Regions from separate parts of the Homo sapiens genome. Here region 1 is linked to region 2. A link is a contact called in ENCODE Hi-C data. All regions are on one chromosome and are shown on one strand. The core of a region is the stretch at or near the end of the contact, and the rest is flanking DNA. Distances in the headings are between cores, read along the strand shown.

Evidence for each region. A loop is a pair of places that touch in the nucleus more often than their neighbours do. Pooled maps may share reads with other maps.
Region 1: a loop to region 2 is called in a pooled map, with 7 times the contacts of the local background. The contact joins the promoter of SF3A1 here to the promoter of THOC5 in region 2. A Hi-C loop is called at or near these places in 8 of 50 pooled maps.

The regions. Positions count from the first base shown.
Region 1 is chr22:30,353,546-30,359,455 of GRCh38, reverse strand. SF3A1 (splicing factor 3a subunit 1) reads left to right here and starts at 2,562. Exons shown (of 16, transcript NM_005877.6): 1 at 2,562-2,726. The coding sequence starts at 2,664. It overlaps CCDC157 (coiled-coil domain containing 157), which reads right to left and starts at 2,449. Exons shown (of 12, transcript NM_001017437.5): 1 at 2,324-2,449. RefSeq lists an enhancer at 1,081-1,680 and a silencer at 2,616-2,865.
Region 2 is chr22:29,552,225-29,558,035 of GRCh38, reverse strand. THOC5 (THO complex subunit 5) reads left to right here and starts at 4,279. Exons shown (of 20, transcript NM_003678.5): 1 at 4,279-4,365. It overlaps NIPSNAP1 (nipsnap homolog 1), which reads left to right. Exons shown (of 10, transcript NM_003634.4): 10 at 2,037-3,228. The coding sequence ends at 2,101. RefSeq lists enhancers at 3,909-3,978, 3,362-4,059, 5,457-5,811 and a silencer at 4,379-4,568.

The DNA.
Region 1 (5,910 bases), core at 1,313-3,812, 800 kb before region 2:
CCAGGAACTACCAGTGATATCTGAGGGTCTCCGCAAGGGGTAAGCTTGTGTGTGCCAGTTTCACCCATGGGATATCACCCAAGGGATACGTGTCTGCCCCATGATACTCACAACACACATGCCCACATCCTACACTCCTGTTGTCTTGGCAACTGCCAATGAACTACTGCTGCCCAAGAGATTTTATGTCTCCAAGGAGGGAGGCAGAAACAAAGGCAAAATAACACACGGAAGTATTCTGGGTTTCCTTCCTGGAATGGGCATGAAAGAAATAAAGAAATCAAGAAGCCCCCAACCTGGGAGAAAGTGTATTCAGGTGGCAAAGCATCTGGAATTCATAAGCTTGCTTGTGAAGGCACCAGGAAACACTGATCTGTTCACCTTCAAATAACTATAGCTGCCACATGGGGCCATCCTGGATATCAACTCCCAGTAGATCCTGGATCAGATAAGCAGCAGCAAATGCCCAAGTGTCAGGAAAATCCAAGATGACCTTATGTTGTTTCTTCTGAAAATTGAAGTCATGCAGATACAAGCATAGTTTAAGAAGTACTTTATGTGTGTGTCAAGTGAAGAAGCACTTGACGTGAGCTCTTTCTGCAATTCCTGGGTCTTGAGTGGAACCCTCAGTCTGAAGCTGCCAGCCCGGCACTGTACCCATGACCACATAGGTGACAGCACTAATTGAGCCCTTAGGGAGGAGCAGCAGCTATCTCTGCCTCTCCTCAATTTCCTGGGGCTCAAGGTGGACTTTTGACTCCCAGAGAAGAGCAGGAGCCTTTCCTGCATTTCCGTTCAACATTCAAGCGCCTTCTCTCTCTCAGAACTAGTACCCTAACCCTACTCGGTAAAGATGATGCCTACTTCCCAGCCAGGGTGCCTGGTGAGATTCAAAGCCACCACCATGAAAACACGGGAAACTCTAAAACCAGCTATGTGGCAGATGTCAGTCTCAAACATGAGATTGTTAATTGCCTGGATCCCTGGGGATACTGAAGGGACTGAGGGCAAAATAACTAACTGCACTAGTAGAGGAATAAGACTGGCTTGAACTTGCATTCCCACTCTACCAACTCCAAACTTCACTGTCCTCATTTGTAAATAGGTTGCTATAAGGAATAAATGACGTAACACATGAAGTGTTGGGCACAGTATCCGGCTCATAGTAAATGACCAATACATCCCAGCTATCATTATTCTACATTAATAACAACCATGACACACAGCTACGATGTGTGTGGGGGGAGGGGGAAGACTTGAGAGAGCAACCTTTCCTATCACTCCCTCATTTCACAGGTGAGGAAACTGAAGTCCAGGAACAGGTTCGGAGCCAGCTCCCCGCTTTCCAGAGTTGAGGAGAGGAGGAAGGAGAGAGGGGGGAATCGCAGGAGAGGGAGAGAAGCCGGCGGGATTCGAGGTAGGCCTCTGGGGAGCGAGCCGCATAGCTTGCAGGGCTGCATCTGTGAGAGTGAGGGGTGAAGCCTAAAGCAGCAGCCCTGCGTGATGGCTCATGCGTGTAATCCCAGCACTTTGGGAGGCCAAGGCGGGAGGATCGCTTGACCCCAGGAGTTTGAGACCAGCCTGGGCAACATAGGGAGACGTCCTCCCATGTCCCTACAAAAAAAAAAATTTAAAAACTGGCCGGGCGCGGTGGCTCACGCCTGTAACCCTAACACTTTGGGAAGCCGAGGCGGGCGGATCATTTGAGGTCAGGAGTTCCAGACCAGCCTGGCCAGCATGGTGAAACCCCGTCTCTACTAAAAATGCCAAAAAAAAAAAAAAAAAAATTAGCCGGGTGTGGTGGGCGCCTGTAGTCCCAGCCACTCGGGAGGCTGAGGCAGGAGAATCGCTTGAACTCGGGAGGCGGAGGTTGCAGAGAGTCAAGATCGCGCCACTGCACTCCAGCCTGGGTGACAGAGCAAGACCTTGTCTCAGAAAAAAAGAAAAAAGAAAGACAAAGAAAGCAGCAGCCTTGATTTGAGAGGGAGGCCCCCAGTGGGGCTTGAGGGCGGGACTACGGAAGGCAGGGGATGGAAGCAAGAAAAGGCAGGTTCCGTGGGAAAAGCGAATTAAGGGCGTAGGATTTGGAAGCGGGGCTTGGAGGATGTGGGTCTGAAATGAAAGGGGGGACTAAGGGAGTAGGGAAGTGGGGCTCTTAGGCGGTGAGCCTGAGGGGACAGGGGCTCTCCTAAATGAGAGACCAATGGGAGGGAGCTGGGCTCTTGGAAGGCGGGGTCGAAGGGAGCGAGGTACTGGCCTGTGGAGTAAAGGAGCCGCGAGGTGAGTGCGGCGGGGGTCCGGCGGGTGACGTACAACATCTCACCTGTCTTCGGCGTCGCGGCTTCAGCCTTCGTGTCTGGTCGGCTCCCGGAACTGCCCCCGGTGCGCCTGCGGCCACCGGGATCCCCGAAAAGCCCTAGCCGGGCGCTCAGGCCGCTGCCTTGGCAACGGCGTCGGACGCCGCGGTGCCCGCGGGGAGGGGCGGGAAGCGCGTCACGGCGAGGGGACGGTCCCGGAAGTGCGCCAGTCGTACCTTCGCGGCCGCAACTCGCTCGGCCGCCGCCATCTTGCGAGCTCGTCGTACTGACCGAGCGGGGAGGCTGTCTTGAGGCGGCACCGCTCACCGACACCGAGGCGGACTGGCAGCCCTGAGCGTCGCAGTCATGCCGGCCGGACCCGTGCAGGCGGTGCCCCCGCCGCCGCCCGTGCCCACGGAGCCCAAACAGGTACCTCTCCCCCGCCCCTCAGCCTGCAGCCGGAGGGTTGGCCTGGGCGCTCCTTACTCGCACAGGAATAAGCGGCCGGCCGCTATGAAGGGCTTGGAGGGACTGCAAGTCCCAAGAGGCTGCGCGCTTCCCGCGCTATGGTGGTGTTCTGGTAGCGAAATGAGCCACCCTGAACGGGATTCTCTAAGTGGTCCGCGGAGCAGCCCCGTCGGCACGAGCCGGGAGCTTCTTAGAAATGTGGAGTCTCCGCCGTAGATCTTTTAAATAGGAATCTACATTTGAACAAAATCCTAAGGTGATTGATTTATAAGTGCGAGAGGCGCTGATCCAGCCCATCCTCTGATCTTATGTAGCAGTTGGGGCCGCCGGCCACAGCCTTTCCCCAGTAATGGCTAATTTCCCAGCCTGCACGGTACATCTTTGGATGTTAATTCTCAGCATCTATTTCGGTGTCTGCCCCAAGCCAGACACCGTGCCAGGCTCCCACATTACCGGAATGAATGGGGCATGGTCCCTGCCTAGGGAGCTCACAGGCTAACGAGAAGACAGACATATGAGAATGCTCACCAAATGTTTGTTGTCCCAATGGCCATCGATGATACAGTGCCAGCCCGCCCTTAATAAAGCTCTCCAATCTCGAATGTGCACAAACCATTGTAGTATGGTGTGATATGCCCTGTGATAGAAGTTTCAGGTACAAATCTAATGAACATTGTTTGCTGGGCTAGAAGGGATATTAAGGTAGGGAAGCCCACAAGAGTGAGAGGTAAATTTCTTTTAGAAGAAGGAATAGGAGTTTGCCAGGTAGGTGACTAGGGAAGGGAAATAGCATCCTTTATTCATCCAGCAAATATTTATTGAACACATACGCTGATCATTGCTTTGGGTTCAGAATAAGGGGGGCGGGGGGGGGGAACATGACTGAAGAAGCCATGCCTTTTCCACAAATATTTAAGTGCCCGTGTGTCCCTGGCATTTTCCCAGGCATTGGGGGAAAATAAGGTAATAGCCAGATAATATGCGCAAAGACACCGAGGTGAATCAAACGGTGTCTCTGATCAAGAGTAAATGAACAAGTGTTGAAGCATAGACTTAGGAGCGTAGTGGCAGGAGATGCGATTCTTACTTAGGATTTGAACTTTTCCTTGTAGACAGTGGGAAGAAAAGGGAGTGTTTTAAGCCAAATAGTGACATTTGTGTTTCAGAAATTCAGGTAGGCAGACGTGTGGAGAATCACTATGAGGGGAGGCCAGTCACGCTATTCCAAAGAGGCTGAAGGCCTGGCCGAGATTAGGGCAGAGGGGGTAGGCAGGCTCTTCAGCCAGAGTGGTGTGTTAGAATCCTGGTTCTGCCAGTTGGACATTAAGCTCTCCATCTCTCAGTTTTGTCATCTGTAATGTGGAGATATTAAGAGTTCTTGGCCGGGTCCAGTGGCTCACGCCTGTAATTCCAGCAGTTTGGGAGGCCGAGGCAGACAGATCACTTGAGGTCAGGAGTTTGAGACCAGCCTGGCCAACATAGCAAAACTGTCTCTACTAAAAATAAAAAATTAGCCAGGTGTGGTGGTGCATGTTTGTAATCCCCACTATTCGGGAGAGAATTGCTTGAACCTGGGAAGCAGAAGTTGCAATGAGCCAAGATCATGCCGCTGCACTCCAGCCTGGGCGACAGCAAGAGACTGTCTCAAAAAAAAAAAGAGTACTTAATCTTATAGGCTTCTTCTAAAGGTTATAAGAGTTAATATATTTAAAGTGCTTGGGAAAAATACCTGGGATCTACTCATAGCTTGATAAAAGTTTTTTTTAAGAGACCGGGTGTCGTTCTGTCACCCAGGCTGGAATGCAGTGGTGCAGTCATAGCTTACTGCAGCCTTGAATTCTTGGGCTCAAGCAATCTTCCTACCTCAGCCTCCTGAGTCACCGGGATTATAGGTGCAAGCCATTGTGCCCAACTTGATAAACGTTATTATCATCGAGTGTGGAAGCTGAGGAAGAGAGAGGAGCCCCCAACTTTCTGGCATGGGTGACTGGGTAGCTATTCCTGAGGAAAGAGGTTAGAGATGAAAGTGCCCAGTAGTTAGCTGCACCTGAAGCTGTTTAGTACACAAGAGTGTTCTGGGACATCAGTTTGGGCCAGATTGTTTAGTCTAGAGGCGGAAGGGGAAGTGGAGGACACCAAAAACTGAGAAGAGAACCAAGAACAGAATTGGGCGGTGGGAGTGGGGATCTCCAGCTTCACAGTGCAGGAGGTGAAACGGGTCAGGAAGGAAACTTGAATGGAATGGTGAGCAAGATGGGAAGACAGGCAAGAATGGGGCCTAGGAGTTGAGAGTTTTGTGAAGGAGTGGTCACCATTCACGCCCAGATAATGGCTGTGGGCAGTTGTTTTTGACTTTGTCAAGAGCACTTAAAATGAATGGGGACCAGATGGGAGGCAGGGAAGTGGGACCAGCAAGACTGAAGAGAACTCAGGATGTTTAGCTGCCAGAGGAAGGTGTGGGAGAAGGCAGCGGCAGAAAAGAACATGAAGGCAGAGGAGAAACTTCGTTTCTCTAAGATAAGAGACTTGACCCTTTGTTTACTAAGGGGAAGAAGCTGCTGGTGAAAAAATATTGGTACTTATGGGATCGTTAGTGCTGAGCCTTCCAGTGGAATTTCACAAAACACTTGAGCATTGAATGTTGGTTAAGACAGTGGAGTAGAGGCAGAGAGGGCATTCAGGGCAGAAGAATTTGTCAGCAGATAGTTTCCCATTTCTTTATTCAGCAAACAATCATTAAAAATTCCATGCCAAGCCCATCGCTGGGTGCAGGGTTACAGACATGGCCTGGATTCTGGAACATGGTTTCTCAGAATGTAGTCGGAGTCCCTGCATCTGAATCACCTGGGCATTTGGTAATGTAGCAGGACGAGTCGCAGACAAAACTCCTCAGACACCGGATTAAAGAAGGAAGAGGTTTTTTATTCATCCGGGAGCGTCGGCAGACTCGTGTCTTAAGAGCCGAGCTCCCCGAAAAAGAAATTCCTAGCCCTTTAAAGGGCTTACAACTCTAAAGGTCTATGTGAAAGAGTCATAATAGATCAAGTAAGCGTGAGGAACGTGACTGGGGGCTACATACATCAGCTAACAGAACAAAAAGTTTTACAGTGCTTTCTCATACAATGTCTGGAATTTACAGATAACA
Region 2 (5,811 bases), core at 3,030-5,529:
CCACCTCAGCCTTCCAAAGTGCTGGGATCATAGGCATGAGCTACTGTGCCCAGCCTTGAACAAGTTTTTTGCTCAAGGTGTTTGCCACTTTGCTAGGAACCTGAAACCACCTAGAGTCAGTGGGTGTTAATTAAGCCCTCACTGTGTGCCGGGAACTGTGGTAGGTAGGTGGTTGAGGGGCACATAAATGAACAAGAGCCTGTCCTTGCCATTGAGAAGTTTACAGTGATCACTTACCAGGTGGTATGAGGGAGAATGTGTCTGCTGAAGGAGTTAGCAGGAGCCTTGCTATTCAGTGTGGTCCCAGCTGGGTATGGTGGCTCACAACTGAAATCCTAGTACTTTGGGAGGCCAAGGCAAGAGGATCACTTGAGGTCAGTAGTTTAAGACCAGCCTGGGCAACATAGGGAGACCCCATCTCTACAAAACATTTTTTAAAAATTAGCAGGACGTGGTGTTTCCCATCTGTAGTCCCAGCTACTTGGAAGGCTGAGGTGGGAGGATCACTTGATCCCAGGAGTTTGAGGCTGCAGGGAGCCATGATTGTGCCATTGCACTCCAGCCTGGGCAACAGTGAGACCCTATCTCAAAAATAAAAAATAAAAATAATAAAAAACAAGACAAGCACAGTGGCTTACACCTGTAATCCCAGCACTATGAAGTTGAGGTATGTGGATCAATTGAGGCCAGGAGTTGGAGACCAGTCTCGGCAACATGGTGAAACCTCGTCTCTACTAAAAATAAAAAAAATTAGCCAGGCATGGTAACTCAAGCCTGTAATCCCAGCTACTCGGGAGGCTGAGGCACAAGAATCACTTGAACCCAGGAGGCGGAGGTTGCATTGAGCCGAGAACCTGCCACTGCACTCCAGCCTGGAAGACAGAGTGAGACCCTGTCTCAAAAAAAACAAAAAACAAAAAAAATCAAGTGTGGTCCCAACTGACAGTATTGGCATCCCCTGGGAGCTTGTTAAGAATGACAAATCTCGGCTGGGCGCAGTGGCTCACGCCTGTCATCCCAGCACTTTGGGAGGCTGAGGTGGGCAGATCACCTGAGGTCAGGAGTTCAAGACCAGCCTGACCAACATGGAGAAACCCTGTCTCTACTAAAAATACAAAATTAGCCAGGCATAGTGGCACATGCCTGTAATCCCAGCTACTCGGGAGGCTGAGGCAGGAGAATCGCTTGAAACCGGAAGGCAGAGGTTGCAGTGAGCCGAGATAGTGCCATTGCACTCCAGCCTGGGCAACAAGAGTGAAATTCCATCTCAAACAAAGAAACAAACAAGAATAACAAATCGCAGGCTTCCTGCAACCTACCAAATCAGAATCTGCACATTAACAAGAACTGCCAAGTGATTTGTATGCACATTAAAGTTTGAAAAGCTCTGAGCTGGAGGAAAGAGTCTAACCTCCTGGATGACCTGGAGCTGACCTTCTCTAGGCTGCACCCTCTCTATCTGTAAAACGAGGCAGTTGGTCTAAATCAGTGTTTTTCTTTTCTTTTTTTTTGAGACGGAGTTTTGCTCTTGTTGCCCAGGCTGGAGTGCAATGGCCTGATCTCGGCTCACAGCAACCTCTGACTCCCGGGTTCAAGCGATTCTCCTGCCTCAGCCTCCCGAGTAGCTAGGATTACAAGCATGTGCCACTACGCCCGGCTAATTTTGTATTTTTAGTAGAGAGAGGGTTTCTCCATGTTGGTCAGGCTAGTCTCGAACTCCTGACCTCAGGTGATCCGCCTGTCTTGGCCTCTCTAAGTGCTGGGATTATAGGCACAAGCCACCATGCCTGGCCAACAGATAACTATTAAAATTTAAGAAAATGTTATTCTCATCACCACCAAAGTCCTGTCTTATCCCATAATTTGAGGGATCTGGTGCTCTTCATGGGCCCTTCCACGAGGGCAATGGGACATTCCTGTCGCAGCATCTGGGGCCTCCTCCTGCCCACTCAAAGGCCAGCATGTGTGGGTGGGGCCAGGGGAGGTTGTTGGCTTGCTTGAGCCCCCTGTGTGACCTCTGCCTTCTCTCTCCGCAGTCCCCCTGGTGCGACACATGGAGTCTAGGATCATGATCCCCTTGAAGATCTCGCCTCTGCAGTGATGCTGCCTACACCTCCACCTCCTTCCCCTTCTCCCTCAGGCAACCCCGACAGACAGTGGCACTCCTGGTCCTGCTGTCTTGGTTTTGTCTTGGCTCTGGGAGGACTCTGAGGGGCAGTGCTCAGTTCAGACAAGGGGGAACTGAAGGCTGACAAGTTCTGAGGATTACAGCTCTGCCCAGGCCCTTTCTACTTTCCCTGCCTGCCTCCCTCCCCCTGCTAGAAGTAGTTTCTGATTTCCCTGAATGAAAGATAGTGATCTTTTAGGCCTTCATTTATCTTCTAAAATTCCTCATCTCAAGGCCACCAGTCCCCAGTTATCACCCTTGGAAATCCTCTGTTTAGCTTAGTTGCACAAAAGGTAGTATGTCCAGTGGCTAGAGGTGGGGTGGGAAGAGAGGAGGCCAGGCCAGGCCCTCAGGAATTCCCTGGTTTCCACTGGGCCACCCACTTGCTGGACAGTCTGAGCCAAGTCCCTCCTGCTGGAGAAAAGCCTGGAACTGCCAAAACAAAAAAACAAATACAAACAAACCTCGTCACCACGGTCAGGAGGAGGTTCAGACATTCTGCCCAGAGGGGCTGGGGAAAGGGATGGGAGCCAGGAAAGATTTAGGGGCAGGAGACAGACACGTAACAGGAACTCGGAAGGTAGAACTTAGAATTCAGAACTTGGGTTTCAATTGTAGAATTTGGAATCTGGAATACAGAATTGGGAAGAAGAACAGAGATGACAAAAGACCACTTGAAGAGAGGTTCCTAATACTAGACAGATGGAGAGTGGCTTGGCTGTTTCCCCCTGCATATTGGGGTTGAAAACTTAAATGTGTAGTTCCAGTCCTTCTATGCAGAGTCTCTCCTGCCCTCCCTCCTTCCTGCAGGCAAATATACAAGCTAGACCCTGTTCCCTCACCCTGTATCCTGTCTCCCCTAATTGACATTCTATCAGCCCAACCCTCATTCTGCAGGGCCACCTGGTGTGTGGAGGTGGCGGGAGGGGTCAGTGACTCTGGGGGTCTCCTCAGTGACCCCCATACCTCATCATGAACCCTTGGGTAGCTTGATTCTGCCTACCATCCAGGAAAACTTGTGCTGGAATTGCTGATGGAAACAATTAAATATTTACTATAAATCAGTGTCTTTTCTTCATCTGCAAGGAACTTTAGCAGGTGCCTGAGGCAGGGCACAGTAGAGCTGGTGGGCTTAGTCCCACATGGCAGATCTACCCTCCTGGAGGGTACTGTGTTCTTGAGCTATTCTCAACAGTCAGTACTGGTTGGGTGCAGTGGCTCACGCCTGTAATCCCAGCATTTTGGAAGTCCGAGGTGGGCAGATCACTTGAGTGAGGTCAGGAGTTCAAGACCAGCCTGGGCAACATGGTGAAACCCTGTCTCTACTAAAAATACAAAAATTAGCTGGGCATGGTGGTGCATGCCTGTAATCCCAGCTACTTAGGAGGCTGAGGCAGGAGAATCCTTTAAACCCTGGAGTCGGAGTTTGCAGTGAGCGGGGATTGCGCCACTGCACTTCAGCCTGGGTGAGAGAGCAAAACTCTGTCTCAAATAAAAATAAAAATAAAAAAGAGCCAGTATTTTCCTCCTTGCTCCTGGGAAGGAGAAGGAACTGGCCCCGTACAACCAGGGATTCAGGACACGTGTTACTAGCTCCAGATGAGGATTTACACGAAAAAATCCTGGGCCTTGTTTGTACAGTTCATGCCAGGGGTAGGAAATACCTGAAGCTTTCAAATACTGCGTTAGAGTTGTGACTCTGTCCTGGGCAAGTCAGGCCTAAAATGGAGAAACTGGTGATGCACTCCTCAAAAAGCCAAGTGTAAAATGAGGTTAATGCCCTCCCTGACTTGTTGCCTTCACTGGCGTGGCATATTATGGTAAAAATAATAATTAAGAAGTAAGGTTATGCAGGCAAATCCTCTAGCGCCGAAATCTTCCCCGCCGCGCTACCAGGTTCTTTCGTGTTATCTTGGACATAACACAACATTAATTCAACTACTCGGTGGAGCGCCCACTAGCTGCTGGACACTCTCTTAGGCCCTGGGCACAGTGAACGAGAAGCATGTGTCTTTGTTTTTACAGTCTCACCACGCCACCACCTCCCTCGGGGGCCTCCGCGCTGAGCTTCCGGCCTCTACGCCTCGCTTCCGGTCGGCCGCCCCTTCCTTACTTCCGGTTCTCTATGGTGCGCGGGCAAGCTTTGCTCCGCCTCCGGCAGTGGCTTACTCCCGGTGCCAGGTTCTTGGAGCTGTGAGGTGAGGAGGGGACAAGGGCAGTGGGGCTGGGAGATGGGGCGGGGCTGGGCGCTCCGGGACTGAGGTGCTGATCGCCCAAAGGGCGCCCCTGGGCTGGGGTCTGACCCGGCTTCTCCTCCCTCACTACCCGCGGTCCCCGGCCTCTCGGCGCTGCGCTGTTACCTCATCCGAAAAGTGTTCGCTGCAGCATCCTCAGGCTTCACGTTGGAGCCTCTTGATTGTGGTAATGTAGCCTGATGGGGGTGGGGGTGGTGGTGATGGTAACAGCTCACATATATCGTGCTCTTCGGTGTGCCAGGCACTCTACTGTGTTGCCAAAGTCAGGATTTCCCACACTTAAGCCTTTCAGGTCCGGTCTTTGTAGGCTTTGCCAGATCAACTTACCACCTCTACTACCGTTTATTAAAAATTTGTTTGTTTGTTTGTTTTAGTATTTATTGATAATTCTTGGGTGTTTCTCGCAGAGGGGATTTGGCAGGGTCATAGGACAATAGTGGAGGGAAGGTCAGCAGATAAACAAGTGAACAAAGGTCTCTGGTTTTCCTAGGCAGAGGACCCTGCAGCCTTCCGCAGTGTTTGTGTCCCTGGGTACTTGAGATTAGGGAGTGGTGATGACTCTTAAGGAGCATGCTGCCTTCAAGCTTCTGTTTAACAAAGCACATCTTGCCCCGCCCTTAATCCATTTAACCCTGAGTGGACACAGCACATGTTTCAGAGAGCACGGGGTTGGGGGTAAGGCTATAGACCAACAGCATCCCAAGGCAGAAGAATTTCTCTCAGTACAGAACAAAATGGAGTCTCCCTTGTCCACCTCTCTCCACACAGACACAGCAACAATCCGATTTCTCTATCTTTTCCCCACATTTCCCCCCTCTCTACTAGACAAAACCGCCATCGTCATCATGGCCCGTTCTCAATGAGCTGTTGGGTACACCTCCCAGACGGGGTGGCGGCCAGGCAGAGGGGCTCCTCACCTCCCAGAAGGGGCGGCCGGGCAGAGGCGCCCCCCACCTCCCGGACGGGGTGGCGGCCAGGCGGAGGCGCCCCCCTACCCCCGACCCGACGGGGCGGCTGGCCGGGCTGGGGCTGGCCCCCACCTCCCCCCCGGACGGGGCGGCTGGCCGGGCGGGGGCTGCCCCCCACCTCCCGGACGGGGCGGCTGCTGGGTGGAGGGGCTCCTCACCTCTCAGACGGGGCAGCCGGGCAGAGACGCTCCTCACCTCCCAGACGGGGTCGCAGCCGGGCAGAGGTGCTCCTCACATCCCAGACGGGGCGGCGGGGCAGAGGTGCTCCCCACATCTGAGATGATGGGCGGCCGGGCAGAGACACTCCTCACTTCCTAGACGGGATGGGGTCCGGGAAGAGGTGCTCCTCACTTCCCAGACTGGGCAGCCGGGCAGAGGGGCTCCTCACATCCCAGATGATGGGCAGCCGGGCAGAGACGCT